Regions from separate parts of the Mus musculus genome. Here region 1 is linked to region 2. The links are chromatin loops, found by intact Hi-C in ENCODE. Cell type or tissue: left cerebral cortex. All regions are shown on one strand.

Evidence for each region. A loop is a pair of places that touch in the nucleus more often than their neighbours do. Peaks named below come from ENCODE experiments on the same cell type or tissue, not always from the same donor. Only the 100,000 strongest peaks of a DNase experiment are listed, where the experiment ranks them.
Region 1: it touches region 2 in a loop (13-fold over the local background); 2 of 42 quality-filtered maps call a loop at or near these places.

Annotation. Positions count from the first base shown.
Region 1 is chr1:46,575,671-46,583,670 of GRCm38, reverse strand. The region is part of intron 19 of Dnah7c (dynein, axonemal, heavy chain 7C); the gene reads right to left. Among named protein-coding and RNA genes, the nearest start is that of Dnah7c, 150 kb to the right of the region's middle. In left cerebral cortex, a CTCF peak has its summit at 3,150 (motif pointing left); a DNase peak (open chromatin) is centred at 3,102.
Region 2 is chr1:46,188,568-46,196,567 of GRCm38, reverse strand. It overlaps Dnah7b (dynein, axonemal, heavy chain 7B), which reads right to left. Exons shown (of 65, transcript NM_001368717.1): 24 at 7,883-7,992; 25 at 4,749-4,917; 26 at 1,431-1,533; 27 at 1,192-1,319. Among named protein-coding and RNA genes, the nearest start is that of Gm31046, 40 kb to the left of the region's middle. In left cerebral cortex, no CTCF peak of the experiment used is centred here; a DNase peak (open chromatin) is centred at 7,593.

The sequences.
Region 1 (8,000 bases), 390 kb before region 2:
CTTTGCAGTTCCCAGGTGGTACAGACTCTCACCTAAGCAGACTAAATTCATAAGTTCCTTGGAGTCCCGGGACCAAGATGGCGACCGCTGCTGCTGTGGCTTAGGCCGCCTCCCCAGCCGGGCGGGCACCTGCCCTCCGGTCCGGAAGGTGGCCGGCTGTTCCCGGCCCACACAGGGTGCTGCCTCAGCCCCTCTGTGCTTCTGCCTGTTCCAGAGGCTGTCAGGTTCTCTGGCGCACCCTCTCACCTGTTCAGACTAATTTCCTAAGTTCGGCGGGTCCCGGACCAAGATGGCGACCGCTGCTGCTGTCGAGAGCAGGGGATCTTGTTGAACAGAGATTCTCTATGGTTTTAGAGCTTTATTGTAGAAAGGCAGGGAGAAAGAGAGAAGGTAGAAAGAGAGAAGGTAGAAAGAGAGAAGGGGGAGGCTAGAGAGAAAGAGAGTAAGAGGGAGAAAGGAGGGGAGAGGAGAAGACAAAGAGAAAGGAGAGAGGAGAGAAGACAAAGAGAGGGAAGAGAGGGTGAGAGTGAGGGGTAAGAAGTAAGAGAGAGACAAGTAAGAGAGCAAACAGAGACTAAACAGCCCTTTTTATGGTCTTTACTGTTGCTAGGTAACTGGGGAGGAGTTTAGCATGAAGGTCAGAAGCTCGGGCCATTGCCTCTGTGACTTATAGCCATGCTTCTCTTGTGGGGGGACTGTGTGGGGCAGTAACTTAGGCAGGAGCCAGAGTTCCAGGAGCATAAGGGAATACCTACCGTGTCATGAAGGTGAATTATCACCATTCCTAGGGTTCAGACCTCAGCTCAACTGGAGACCAGCCTGCAATTCCCCACAGGTGCCCTTTCATTTGGAGCATAGATGTTCAGAATTGAGAGTACATATTGGTAGATTTTTCTTTTGATGGGTATAAAGTGGCCTTTCTTACTTTTTTTTTTTTTTTTTGGTAATATTTGGTTGGAAGTTGATTTTATTCAATATTAGAATAGCTACTCCAGCTTGTTATTTGGGACTATTTGCTTGGAAAAATTATTTTCCAGCCTTTTACTCTGAGGTAGTGTCTGTCTTTGTCACTGAGGTGCATTTCCTGTACGCAGCAAAATGCTGGGTCCTGTTTACATATCTAGTCTATTAGTCTATGTCTTTTTATTGGGGAATTGAGTCCATTGATGTTAAGAGATATTAAGGACAAGTGACTGTTGCTTCCTGTTATTTTCGTTGTTAGAGAAAGAATTATGTGTATGTGGCTATCTTCTTTTGGATTTGTTGATAGAAGATTACTTTCATGTTTTTTCTAAGGTGTAGTTTCACTCCTTGTGTTGGAGTTTTCATCTATTATCCTTTGTAGGGTAGAATTTGTGAAAAGATATAGTATAAGTTTTGTTTTGTCATGGAAAATCTTGGTTTCTCTATCTATGGTAATTGAGAGTTTTGTTGGGTATAGTAGCCTGGGCTGGTATTTGTGTTCTCTTATGGTCTGTGTGACATCTTCCCAGGACCTTCTGGATTTTAGAGTCTCTTGGTGAGATGTCTGGTGTAATTCTGATAGGTCTGCCTTTATATGTTATTTGACCTTTTCTCTTACTGCTTTTAATACTCTTGGTTTTGTGCATTTGATGTTTTGATTATTATGTGATGAGAGAAATTTCTTTTCTGGTCTAGTTTATTTGGAGTTTGGTAGGCTTCTTGTATGTTTATGGGCATCTCTTTCTTTAGGTTAGGGAAGATTTCTTCTATACTTTTGATGAAGATATTTACTGGCCCTTTAAGTTGGGAATCTTCACTCGCTTTTCTACCTGTTATCCTTAGGTTTGGTCTTCTCATTGTGTCCTGATTTCCTGGATGTTTTGGATTAGGAGCTTTTTGCATTTTTCATTTTCTTTGACTGTTCTGTCAATGTTTTCTAAGGTATCTTCTGTACCTGAAATTCTTCTATCTCTTGTATTCTGTTGGTGATGCTTGCATCTATGACTCCTGATCTCCAGAGTTGTCTCCCTTTGTGATTTTTTAATTGTTTTTATTTCCATTTCTAAATCCTGGGTGATTTTGTTCAATTCCATCATCTGTTTGATTGTTTTTTCCTATAATTCTTTAAGGGATTTTTATGTTTCCTTTTTAAGGGCTTCTACCTATTTACCTGTGTTCTTCTGTATTTCTTTAAGGGAGTTATTTATGTCTTTCTTAAAGTCCTCTATCATCATGATGAGATGTGCTTTCAAATTTGTATCTTGCATTTCCTGTGTGTTGTTGTATCCAGGACTTGCTGTGGTGAAAGAACTGGGTTCTAATGATACTAAATATCCTTGGTTTCTGTTGCTTAGGTTCTTGTACTTGCCTCTTACCATCTGCTTACCTCTGGTGTTAGTTGGTCTTGCTGTCTCTTACTGAAGCTTGTCCCTCCTGTGGTTCTGTGAGCCTGTGATCTTAAGTGTTTCAGCACTCCTAGAGAGACCTGGGTAGAATTTGGGTGCAGAGGGCTGTAGGATAGCCTTAATTCCTGGAGTAGATGGAGACCAGAAGGATCCTGTCCCCACCTGTTCAGCTGTTCCTATGCCCTCTCTTTCTTTCCAAGAGTAGCACTTGTTTTTTGTTAGTGTGGTTTTGGCTTTTTTTCTTTTTTATTTCTGGCCTCAAATTTACTGTGCAGCTATCCTGGAGCTCCTCATGGGCCTTGCACTTCTGCCTCATCTGTTCCATCATACAGCATCTCTTATGCCACCATTCAGGGCTTTTGTTTAGTAATTAGAACACTGCTGAAAAGACAGCATGGTTTGCTTTGTGTTGAATTGTGATGATATTACAGAAGCACAATAATTTAGCAAAGAAAAATAACTATCATTAATACCTGTTTCATCAATAAAACAAAAGTATAGCACATGTGCAATGAAAGATTAAGGAATCTCCAATTTTTAAAGGCATTTCATTGCAAGTTTCAGAAGATTTTGTGTTTCAAATAGATATTTAATACTCCCCCTCTCCCTCCTTTGTCTCTGTCTCCCTCTCCTCCCACGCCCTCACACACACAAATACTAACAAACTCAGGACATAATTTTTAAATGTGCAAGTCATGCAGTGTGGACTAGTACTGTTATGATCCTAAATCAAAAATTGAAAATAGTGTTCTTTGAGCGCCACCATCTGGAAGAAAATGTTTGTCGTGTTTGAAAAAAAATTACTGTTAATAAAAGTGAATTTTTTCTTTCACAAATTATCAATAATTGTTTGGTTTGAACACTGGTAGTTTACTATAATTTGATTAACTTAGGTCTGATATTTGAAAGTTATGATGTTCAACTTTTAGAATAACTAGATTTGGTTCAGTAAATATAGTGTCTGATCAACAACAAATAAGCTCCCTCTCCAAAAACCCAAAGCAAAAAAAAAAAAAAACCCAAAAACCCAAAAACTAAACCATTTAGGTACAGCCAATCAGCTGACCATCTCCCACCTGAAATGCTTAGAACAGATATGTTTTATATTGCAAAGCTGTGTGCATTGTGAAATATTTGTATACACCTTGCTGGTGGAACATATTAAAGTTGAAAGTAAAAAATACAAACTAAAAGTTTCAGTATTTGAGGCAATACACATTTTTAATTAGATATGATAAAGCTGTTTTAACTTTTTGAGGTCAATTCTACTTAGACAGGTTAGCACAATGGCTCTGATTTAAATACAAACTTCCAAATGGTCTGAACGAATTTGCATATGGACTAAAACCACAGAAAGGTATCCTTACATGCCTAGAAGATAACTCACACATAAAAAGACACAGTGACAGATTGCTTGCACAAAGCAAAGGCCCCTGGTGTGACATGCTGACTTCTATCCTGCCCTCTACTCCCTTCTACCCATCTATCATATATCATGTGTTTAATCTCTATTCTTTAAAATGGGGAAGAGAGCTCTTTCTCAAAGTTGGCTTAAAGACAGAAATGAGGTCCCTTCCTGTCGGTGTCAGCACAGGGTCACCATGGGCGTGGAGTCGGCAGACACCCTCCTCCCCCCCCCCCAAGGTCCCTAGAGGATTCTCCATGCGATCTTAGGACCACCTGTGAGTAGGACACAACTTCTGTTCCATTCCAAATCGCACAGGACCTGAAATAGCATTAGGGAAGCAGAAAACCTGGCCTGACTAGGGTCACAAGTCCCTTCCAGTCTGCTCCAGCACTGGGTCACCTTGGGTGCAGAGGCAGTGGACAAGCCCCAAGGTTCCTAGAGGACAGCTTCTGAGGCAGACCCCGTTTCGGGCTCCAAACATCCGGGCATCTTCCCTGCCAGAGGAGAGGTGTCATCCCCACCCAGGAGGGCTTTGCTAGAGCACCTGGGGAAGCCATCTTGGTTCCTGGATCCCTCCGAGACTAGTCTGTGCAGGTGAGAGTATGGACTACAGAAGCTAACAGCTTCTGGGACAGGCCCTGTTTCAGGGCTTCATCTTCTGCCAGGAGGCAGGTCCGAATGCCAGATATCTGTGCACCTTCCCTGCAAGAGGAGATCTTGCCTGCAGAGAGCACACTGACCACAAAAATCAGAGGAGAGAGCTGGTCTCCCAAGTCTGCTGATAGAGGGTAACAGAATCACCAGAGGAACAATCTCTAAACAGAGACAACTATAACAACTAACACCAGAGACTACCAGATGGCGAAAGGTAAATGTAAGAATCTTACTAACAGAAACCAATACCACTCACCATCATCAGAACCCAGCACTCCCACTTTTCCCAGTCCAGATCACCCCAACACACCCGAAAAGCTAGACCTGGATTTAAAAGCATATCTCATGATGATGGTAGAGGACATTAAGAAGAACCTTAATAACTCACTTAAAGAAATACAGGAGAACATTGCTAAACAGGTAGAAGACATTAAAGAGGAAGCACAAAAATCCCTTAAAGAATTGCAGGAAAACACAACCAAACAGGTGATGGAATTGAATAAAACCATCCAAGACCTAAAAAGGGAAGTAGACACAATAAAGAAAACCCAAAGTGAAGCAATGCTGGAGATAGAAACCCTAGGAAAGAAATCTGGAACCATAGATGTGAGCATCAGCAACAGAATACAAGAGATGGAAAAGAGAATCTCAGGTGCAGAAGATCCCATGGAGAACATCGGCACAATAATCAAAGAAAATGCAAAATGCAAAAAGATCCTAACTCAAAACATCCAGGAAATCCAGGACACAATGAGAAGACCAAACCTAAAAATAATAGGTATAGATGAGAATGAAGATTTACAACTTAAAGGACCAGCAAATATCTTCAACAAAATTATAGAAGAAAACTTCCCAAACTTAAAGAAAGAGATGCCCATGAACATACAAGAAGCCTAGAGAACTCCAAATAGACTGGACCAGAAAAGAAATTCCTCCCGACACATAATAATCAGAACAACAAATGCACTAAATAAAGATAAAGTATTAAAAGCAGTAAGGGAAAATGGCCAAGTAACATATAAAGGCAGGACTATCAGAATTACACCAGACTTTTCACCAGAGATTATGAAAGCCAGAAGATCCTGGACAGATGTTATACAGACACTTAGAGAACAAAAATGCCTGCCCAGGCTACTATTCACAGCCAAACTCACAATTACCATAGATGGAGAAACCAAAGTATTCCATGACAAAACCAAATTCACACATTATCTTTCCACAAATCAAGCCCTTCAAAGGATGATAAGAAAAAAAAAAAAAAAAACAATATAAGGACAGAAACCACACCCTAGAAAAAGCAAAAAGTAATACATCAACAAACCCAAGACAGAAACAAGATCAGAATGCCAACTCTAACAACAAAAATAATAGGAAGCAACAATTACTTTTCCTTAATATCTCTTAATATCAATGGAATCAATTCCCCAATAAAAAGACATAGACTAACAGACTGGCTACACAAACACGACCCAACATTTTGCTGCTTACAGGAAACCCATCTCAGGGAAAAAAAATCAGACACTAACTCAGAATAAAAGGCTGGAAAACAATTTTCCAAGCAAATGGTCTGAAGAAACAAGATGGAGTAGCCATTCTAATATCGAATAAAATCGACTTCCAACCCAAAGTTATCAAATAAGACAAGGAGGGCCACATCATACTCATCAATGGTAAAATCCTCTAAGAGGAACTCTCAATTCTGAATATCTATGCTCCAAATGCAAGGGCCGTCACATTCATTAAAGACACTTTAGTAAAGCTCAAAGCACACATTGCACCTCACACAATAATACTGGGAGACTTTAACACAACACTTTCATCAATGGACAGATCGTGGAAACAGAAACTAAACAGGGACACAGTGAAACTAACAGAAGTTATGAGACAAATGGATTTAACAGGTATCTACAGAACATTTTATCCTTAAACAAAACCTTTTTCTCAGCACCTCATGGTACCTTCTCCAAAACTGTCCATATAATTGGTCACAAAACAGGCCTCAACAGATACAAAAATATTGAAATTGTCCCATGTATCCTATCAGACCACCATGGCCTAAGACTGATCTTCAATAACAACATAAATAATGGAAAGCCAACATTCACGTGGAAACTGAACACCACTCTTCTCAATGATACCTTGGTCAAGGAAGGAATAAAGAAAGAAATTAAAGACTTTTTAGAGTTTAATGAAAATGAAGCCACAACATACCCAAACTTATGGGACACAATGAAAGCATTTCTAAGAGGAAAACTCATAGCTCTGGGTGCCTCCAAAAAGAAACTAGAGAGAACAAACACTAGGAGCTTGACAACACACCTAAAAGCTCTAGAACAAAACGAAGCAAATTCACCCAAGAGGAGTAGACAGCAGGAAATAATCAAACTTAGGGGCAAAATCAGCCAGGTGGAAACAAGAAGAACTATTCAAAGAATCAACCAAATGAGGAGCTGATTCTTTAAAAAAAATCAACAAGATAGATAAACCCTTTGCCAGACTCACTAGAGGGCACAGGGACAGCATTCTAATCAACAAAACCAGAAATAAAAAGGGAGATATAATAACAGATCCTGAAGAAATCCAAAACACCATCAGATCCTTCTACAAAAGGCTATACTCAACAAAACTGCAGAACCTGGATGAAATGGACAAGTTTCTAGTCAGATCAGGTACCAAAGTTCAATCAAGATCAGGTTAATAATCTAAACAGTCCTATATCCCCTAAAGAAATAGAAGCAGTCATTAATCATCTCCCAAACAAAAAAAAGCCCAGGACCAGATGGGTTTAGTTCAGAGTTCTATCAGACCTTCAAAGAAGACTTAATTCCAACTCTTCTCAAACTATTCCACAAAATAGAAAGAGAAGGTACTCTACCCAATTCATTCTATGAAGCCACAATTATTCTGATACCTAAACCACAAAAAGACCTAACAAAAATAGACAACTTCAGATCAATTTCCCTTATGAATATCTATACAAAAATCCTCTATAAAATTCTCCCTAACCGAATTCAAGAACACATTAAAACAATCATCCATCCTGTCCTAGTAGGTTTCATTCCAGGGATGCAGGGACGGTTTAATATATGGAAATCCATCAAAGTAATCCACTATATAAACAAACTCAAAGACAAAATCCACAGGATCATCTCCTTAGATGCGAAGAAAGCATTTGACAAAATCCAAATTTCCAAATCTTGGAAATATCAGGAATTCAAGGCCCATACCTAACCATGATAAAAGCAATCTACAGCAAACCAGTAGCCAACATCAAAATAAATGGTGAGGAGCTGGAAGCATTCCCACTAAAATCGGGGACTAGACAAGGCTGCCCACTTTCTCCCTACCTATTCAACATTGTATTTGAAGTCCTAGCCAGAGCAATTAGACAACAAAAGGAGATCAAGTGGATACAAATTGGAAAGGAAGAAGTCAAAATATCACTTTTTGCAGGTGATATGATAGTATATATAAGTGACCCTAAAAATTCCACCAGAGAACTCCTAAACCTGATAAACAGGTTCAATGAAATATCTGGATATAAAATTAACTCAAACAAGGCAATGACC
Region 2 (8,000 bases):
GAGGGTTATGCATGCTACAGCCCACATGTAGAGGTCAGAGTGTGAAGGTCAGAGTTCAATGTGAGGGAGTCAGTTCTCTTCTCCCATGCAGGTCCTGGTCTCAGGTGCTTGGGCTCAGAGGCAGGAACATTTACCCACTGAACAATCTCTTCATCCCTCACTTCTCATTTTTAAACCATCCCTTCCTTCGCTAAAGCAAAGTGCTTCATCACATAAGCACATAAAGGGGAAGTTTAGAAGTACAAAGCAATTGGGTAGCAGTTAGAATGACCCTGAGTTGCTGTTGTGACACACATGTGACCAGTAGAAGGCAAATCTTGAGTTTGGATCTATAATTTTTAATGTACTATTCACCAATGAATATTGTTCCTTATACACAGTCCATAAACATGCAATCCACCCTGAAAGTATATAATAAAGAGGGCAAATATACAGAGAAAAAAATCTTTTTATTTAATCTATGAAAAGTTACTTTTTTTTCAATTTTTATTAGATACTTTCTTCATTTACATATCAAATGCTACCCCCTTAAAGTGAAAGTTTTACTCTATTCAGCTAGGACAGTGTTTTATCCCTTATAAATGAAAAGAAAAAGTATCATGTGTTAACAGGAACTGAGAGACTCTATATGACAAGTCAATGGCTTCACTCTGTGTTGAAGGCAATTCAGCTAAGGGACTTATTCCAATGGAGAAAGGCCTTCAGCACCAATAGCCTTCAGTGGTGCTAATTATAATGGAGGAACTAAAAGCAACTTAAATTCCCATCAGAAAGACAACTCAGTGATCCTACTTACAGTCCAGATCATATTTACAAAGATGGGAAAATGTTCACCCTGGCTTTGAATTAACTTAAAAAAAAAAAAAGCCTACCACCCATATACAATGGTCAGATTTGAGCCCTTTAAACTACATATAAAACTGAAAACACAGAATACAATAATAATATTGGGTATTTTTCTGTCTTTTCTTATTTGTGATAATCATTACCATTGTAAAACTATAAAATTTTGGAGTTGTACCTGTATTATTTTGTAGAACTATTTGAAGCGTTAAACATGATCTTCTAGAATAATTTCCCAAAGTGGTGTGCCTAAAAGCATATTTTTAAATGTACAATCCTGGGATCACATTTTCCCTTTGCATTCATAAATGGTGAAAAAGAAACATGTTATGATTACAGCCTCCATACCTTCAGATTGTCTGGCAGCTCTGACCGCCCAGCATACCCAGGGTTCATTGTTATGAAGACAGCACATGTGGGGTCAAGTTTTAGTTCTGTTCCTTCAAACACTAGGAGCTCTGTACCTGCATTAATACCTGTGGGAACCACAAGTGCAATGAGTTAGCTGTGCTTCAGCTTGTGCCACTTGCTGCCTGTCCCCCATCTCCTTTGTTTTCACTTGCTCCATAGACAGACAAGCTCATTACCTCTCTGGATGGTAAGGATTTGTTGAGCAACCACAGAAAGTACTTCCAAATCAATTCTGTTAAACTCATCAAAGCAAGCCCAGGCTCCACAGGATAACAGTCCCTGGGAGGAAAGAATAATAAACATTTTCAACTCTATCTGATTGAGTATTACAATGAAATGATGCATTTCACCTGATCTTCTCAGGGATTTAATTCCCATCAAGGAAATTGCTTATTTACCTTTTTCTTTAAAGACAGCTCTTTTTTTTTTTTTAACCAATTCATTATTCTAGGTGAATAAAGAGTTGGATCAACTGGGAAACTGCCCAATTTATTGCCTTTGCTCTGAGAATGTCTTTAGGTATCTAGGGGTATATCTACAATTTCCAAGCGCTTACTCTTTATAGTGGACTTCATTTCATTTTTTAAAATAATGGATTGTAATAACCATCTATGCAACACGACTTCCCTTGTCAGAGATACTGCTTTGTTTATCTATCTTGTTGATTTTCTCAAAGAACCAACTCCTCATTTGGTTAATTCTTTGAATAGTTCTTCTTGTTTCCACTTGGTTGATTTCACCCCTGAGTTTGATTATTTCCTGCTGTCTACTCCTCTTGGGTGAATTTTCTTCCTTTTTTTCTAGAGCTTTTAGATGTGTTGTCAAGCTGCTAGTATGTGCTCTCTCCCGTTTCTTCTTGGAGGCACTCAGAGCTATGAGTTTCCCTCTTAGGAATGCTTTCATTGTGTCCCATAGGTTTGGGTATGTTGTGGCTTCATTTTCATTAAACTCTAAAAAGTCTTTAATTTCTTTCTTTATTCCTTCCTTGACCAAGGTATCATTCAGAAGAGTGTTGTTCATTTTACACGTGAATGTTGGCTTTCCACTATTTATGTTGTTATTGAAGATCAGCCTTAGTCCATGGTGATCTGATAGGATGCATGGGACAATTTCAATATTTTTGTATATGTTGAGGCTTGTTTTGTGACAAATTATGTGGTCAATTTTGGAGAAGGTACCATGAGGTGCTGAGAAGGTAAATCCCTTTGTTTTAGGACAAAATATTCTGTAGATATCTGTCAGGTCCATTTCTTCCATCACTTCTGTTAGTTTCACTGTGTCCCTGTTTAGTTTTTGTTTCCATGATCTGTTAATTGGTGAAAGTGGTGTGTTGAAGTCTCCCACTATTATTGTGTGAGGTGCAATGTGTGCTTTGAGCTTTACTAAAGTGTCTTTAATGAATGTGGCTGCCCTTGCATTTGGAGCGTAGATATTCAGAACTGAGAGTTCCTCTTGGAGGATTTTACCTTTGATGAGTATGAAGTGCCCCTCCTTGTCTTTTTTGATGACTTTGGGTTGGATGTCGATTTTTTTAGATATTAGAATGGCTACTCCAGCTTGTTTCTTCATACCATTTGCTTGGAAAATTGTTTTCCAGCCTTTCATTCTGAGGTAGTTTCTATCTTTTTCTCTGAGATGAGTTTTCTGTAAGCAGCAAAATGTTGGGCCCTGTTTGTGTAGCCAGTCTGTTAGTCTATGTCTTTTTATTGGGGAGTTGAGACCATTGATATTAAGAGATATTATGGAAAAGTAATTGTTGCTTCCTGTTATTTTTGTTGTTAAAGTTGGCATTCTGTTCTTGTGGCTGTCTTCTTTTTGGTTTGTTGAGGGATTACCTTCTTGCTTTTTCTAGGATGTGGTTTTCGTGCTTGTATTGGGTTTTTTTTTCTGTTATTATCCTTTGAAGGGCTGGATTCATGGAAAGATAATGTGTGAATTTGGTTTTGTCGTGGAATACTTTGGTTTCTCCATCTATGGTAATTGAGAGTTTGGCTGGGTATAGTAGCCTGGGCTGGAATTTGTGTTCTCTTAGTGTCTGTATAACATCTGTCCAGGCTCTTCTGGCTTTCATAGTCTCTGGTGAAAAATCTGGTGTAATTCTGATAGGCTTGCCTTTATATGTTACTTGACCTTTTTCCCTTACTGCTTTTAGTATTCTATCTTTATTTAGTGCATTTGTTGTTCTGATTATTATGTGTGGGGAGGAATTTCTTTTCTGGTCCAGTCTATTTGGAGTTCTGTAGGCTTCTTGTATGTTCATAGGCATCTCTTTCTTTAGGTTGGGAAGCTTTCTTCTATAATTTTATTAAAGATATTTGCCGGTCCTTTGAGTTGAAAATCTTCAAGCTCATCTACTATTAATTGTAGGTTTGGTCTTCTCATTGTGTCCTGGATTTCCTGGATGTTTTGAGTTAGGATCTTTTTTATTTTCCATTTTCTTTGTTGTGCCGATGTTCTCTATGGAATCTTCTGCACCTGAGATTCTCTCTTCCATCTCTTGTATTCTGTTGCTGATGCTCGCATCTATGGTTCCTGATTTCTTTCCTAGGGTTTCTATCTCCAGAGCTGTCTCTCTTTGTGTTCTTTTTTTTATTATTGTTTTAGATCTTGGATTTTTTTTTTCAATTCCATCACCTGTTTGGTTGTGTTTTCCTGCAATTCTTTAAGGGATTTTTGTGCTTCCTCTTTAATGTATTCTACCTGTTTAGCAGTGTTCTCCTGTATTTCTTTAAGTGAGTTATTAAAGTCCTTCTTGATGTCTTCTACCATTATCATGAGATATGCTTTTAAATCCGGATCTAGCTTTTTGGGTGTGTTGGGGTGCCCTGGACTGGGCGAAGTGGGAGTGCTGGTTTCTGATGATGGTGAATGGTCTTGGTTTCTATTAGTAAGATTCTTATGTTTACCTTTCGCCATCTGGTAATCTCTGGAGTTAGTTGTTATAGTTGTCTCTGTTTAGAGATTGTTCCTCTGGTGATTCTGTTACCCTCTATCAGCAGACCTGGGAGACTAGCTCTCTCCTCTGAGTTTCACTGGTCAGAGCACTCTCTGCAGGCAAGCTCTCCTCTTACAGGGAAGGTGCACAGATATCTGGCGTTTGGACCTCCTCCCGGCCGAAGATGAAGGCCCAAAACAGAACCTTTCCCAGAAGCTGTGTTGCTTTAGCCTGTCACAGAAGCTGTTAGCTTCTGTAGTGCACACTCTCACCTGTGCAGACTACTTTCAGCAGAGTCCTGGAACCAAGATGGCTCCCACTGATCCTGAGGCAAAAGCCTAATATTTCTAAGTTTATGACCTAATCAGGAGTAGTCAGATACTGTGTCCTCCATAGCAGGGACTGGAACATGGCAGAGCTCACTTGTGCTTGGAACTTGTTGAGACTATACAAGGCACAGTAAAGCTTCTGTTTGCATCCAATTGTTTCTCTTTGTAACCCCCTTCCACCATTGATAGCTACCTTAATGCAAATAAATGAGGAGTTATTTGATCCATACCTTAAAGAATTTTCCTAAGGCCAAATAATCCAGCCCATCAGAGCAGTTGAAAACGACACACTGTTTGGCAACTGCTTTTGCTAAATCCTTGGTTGTTTCTGTCTTTCCAGTGCCAGCTGGGCCCTCAGGTGCTCCTCCAAGGTGCAGGTGAAGTGCTCCAAATAAGGTCCTAGAGTAAAAGGAATGGACAGAATAATTAACATGTAGGCCAAAGAAAAGGTAAATTGAATCCTGACTCTCAGCCCCACTTTTATAATGTGTCCCCACACACACTGCTCACCTCAGAAAATCTCTAACAGCACATTTATTTTTTATTAATTTTTCTTCTAAAAGTAGACAGATGGAATATGGATGATGGATGGATGGATGATGAGTAGATAGGCAGATGCATAGATGAACGCATAGACGGATGGTCAGGCAGGCAGATAGAATTCATGTGCATATTTATATACATGGCAAATTTAGAACTTTTGGAATTCAATCCTGACTTCTGGTCAATGTGGAGAATCCAGCTGACTCTATGGAGACCTACCCTTACTATAAGATTATAGGAATATTACATAGAAGAAAATAATTTTGAAATCCACAGCCATAATTTAAAGAATGCAAGATGCTACCAATAGGGGGATTCAATGGTTGAGGAATGGTTATGTGCAAATCTGCAGAGATATACATTATTTGGTTGAATACAAATAAACACAAATATACTTTTGGCAGCACAGATATGAAACCATTAGAATTGAGCAAGAAGGGGAAGTGGGATAAATTTACCTCTTTGGACCTATTATGGAAGCTTGAAATGCTGCCTTGTCTCTAATGGACATCACGTTTCCTCCAGCACACACCAGAGAGTCAAGGAGGTTAATCAGAGAAGGGACAGGAAGCTCACAAGCTCACCACTCTTGGCAGTCTGTGGAACAAGCCTGCATTGCTCCTCAAGAAGAGGATGAGTTAAATTTCCATTTCTCATTGCATATGAGCCAAAACACAGAAAAAAAAAAAAAACAACCTTTTTTTTTTTTGTTTTGTTTTGTTTTGTTTTCTGAACTGAAGAAAACTCTCAAGCCCTCTTTAAAGATTGGTCTAAAACTGTGGCTGTGTCCACAACAGAAATCAGTAAAGGCAGCATGGGGAAGCCATCCTTACCAAATTATGCTCACAGTGAAAACTGGACATTAAGATCACTATTGAGTCAGACACATAGTACAGCAGCAGTGAGTGTCACTATATCCACAGCATACTGTCTTCCATATTTGGTTCCTAGCAGTCAGAATCAACCAACCAACCAACCAATATCTCTCTCTCTCTCTCTCTCTCTCTCTCTCTCTCTCTCTCTCTCTCTCTCCCTCAATGTGTGTGTGTGTGTGTGTGTGTGTGTGTGTGTGTGTGTCTGACTGAGAAAGAGGCCATTTTTATAAAAGAGGCAACTTGAAATTCTATAATAAACTTACACTCTTGAAAACTCAATAAAGGGTTAAATATCAGAATAAACATAAAGAAATAAGATTATTTGTTAGGAGGTAAATTTAAGGGAATTACTTAGAGAGATGGAAATCAAATATACATTTAAAAAGATAAAGGACAAAAAATAAAGAAAGGTAAAATTATGAAGAGCCAAAATTTAAATGGCAAAATCTGAGAACTTTCCAGAATGGAAGAAAGACATGAACAGAAGAAAATCCCAAGTAACATAAATAAATAAGTAACTTCTAATAACATTATAGTGAACAGTAATAACCAGGAGATAAATCCTTTAAGAACATAAGAGAGATAAAGAGAATGATTCAAATAATGTTTAACCATAGTGAATACTATTAAAATAAGTGAATTAAGATCAAAACTAAGGCTCTGGGAAAATAAAAATACAGTACAATTATCTTAATGGGCCCAAGTACTTTGCTAATGACATTAAATGTAAGTGGATTAAATTTGCTACTGAAGTACAGAGAGCCTTTGACATACCCTGTGATCCAATCCATTTACCATGTAATTAATACATTGTCTCCATTCAGACCCTCCTTAGCACACTGCTTCTTCAGTGATTTTCCTGCAAACTTAGTTCCCATCTGGGTTACACACCTATGCCACCTAATGCTTCCCTCTAGTATCTCACTCAGTACACACTATTACAATTGTTTTTTAATCTAGCTTTCCCAACTGACAGAAAAACATGTGAGTGACAAGACACAATCTGTGTCTTTTATTTTATAAAACTGAAAACAAGAGCATGTTTTTATTTAGCCTATGTTCTTCCAAGGTTATTACCAGATAATGAAATGGTGTGTTATATTGTTTCCTAGTCATATTCATTTTGATATAAAACAGAAAAGGCTTATATATTCCATCTTTGCTCTGTGCTACCAGAGTTTATAGCTTGTGTCTACAGATATTAACACTATACCTGAAAGTCATCGTAATTTGTAGTCAAACGTGATTTGTCATAATGTTCAACAAAAGCATTCACAATTCTGAGTATTCTCTAAGAGTATAATTTAAAACTGCAGTTTGGCATACTTTATTTAATGTCTCCTTTATGCGGAGAATAATAATAATCAAAATATAATGTATGTTTATTTCAATCTTCTGAGAAGCACAATCGTGGAAGCAAAGCTAACTTAATGCAGAAAGTGGTTAATTTCCACTGGGAATAAAATGTAAATATGATCTCTCAAAAGAGATACCCACCAGGCACATGCACTGTGAACAGGAGAGAGATGCAGACATGGTTCTTTTGAACATGGGTAGTTAGAGCCTGGAAGTAAACAGTCTGGAAATCATGGAACACAGAAACAGAACTCTAGCAAATTCAGCACCTCAGCGGAAGAAAAAATAGTATAACTCAAATGATCCAAAATGAAGCCAGAGTTGGAAGGAAAAAGAAGGAAAAGGTGGGAGGGGGACAGAAAGTGCCAACAACTGCCAAGGCGAAGAACACCCTTATCCCCAGAGATGAAAACAGGAAAGCAGCAGAGAGGAGGCTTAGGGACTGGGGAAAGGACACAGGATCCATTTATAGAATGTAAGGTAAAAATACTTACCTGTAACTCAATCACTGGCCTAGGGTGTGTGTGTGTGTGTGTGTGTGTGTGTGTGTGTGTGTAAGTTACTGCTCCCATGTCTTTGGCAGGGTTTACCTGTAACAGCGGTCTGTGAGTGGGGTTATGACTAGTCTAGGGGAATTTCCCAGATATTCATAGCCATATCGCAAACCAGCATTGATCATCTTTGTTTCTAAATTATTTTCCTAGGATC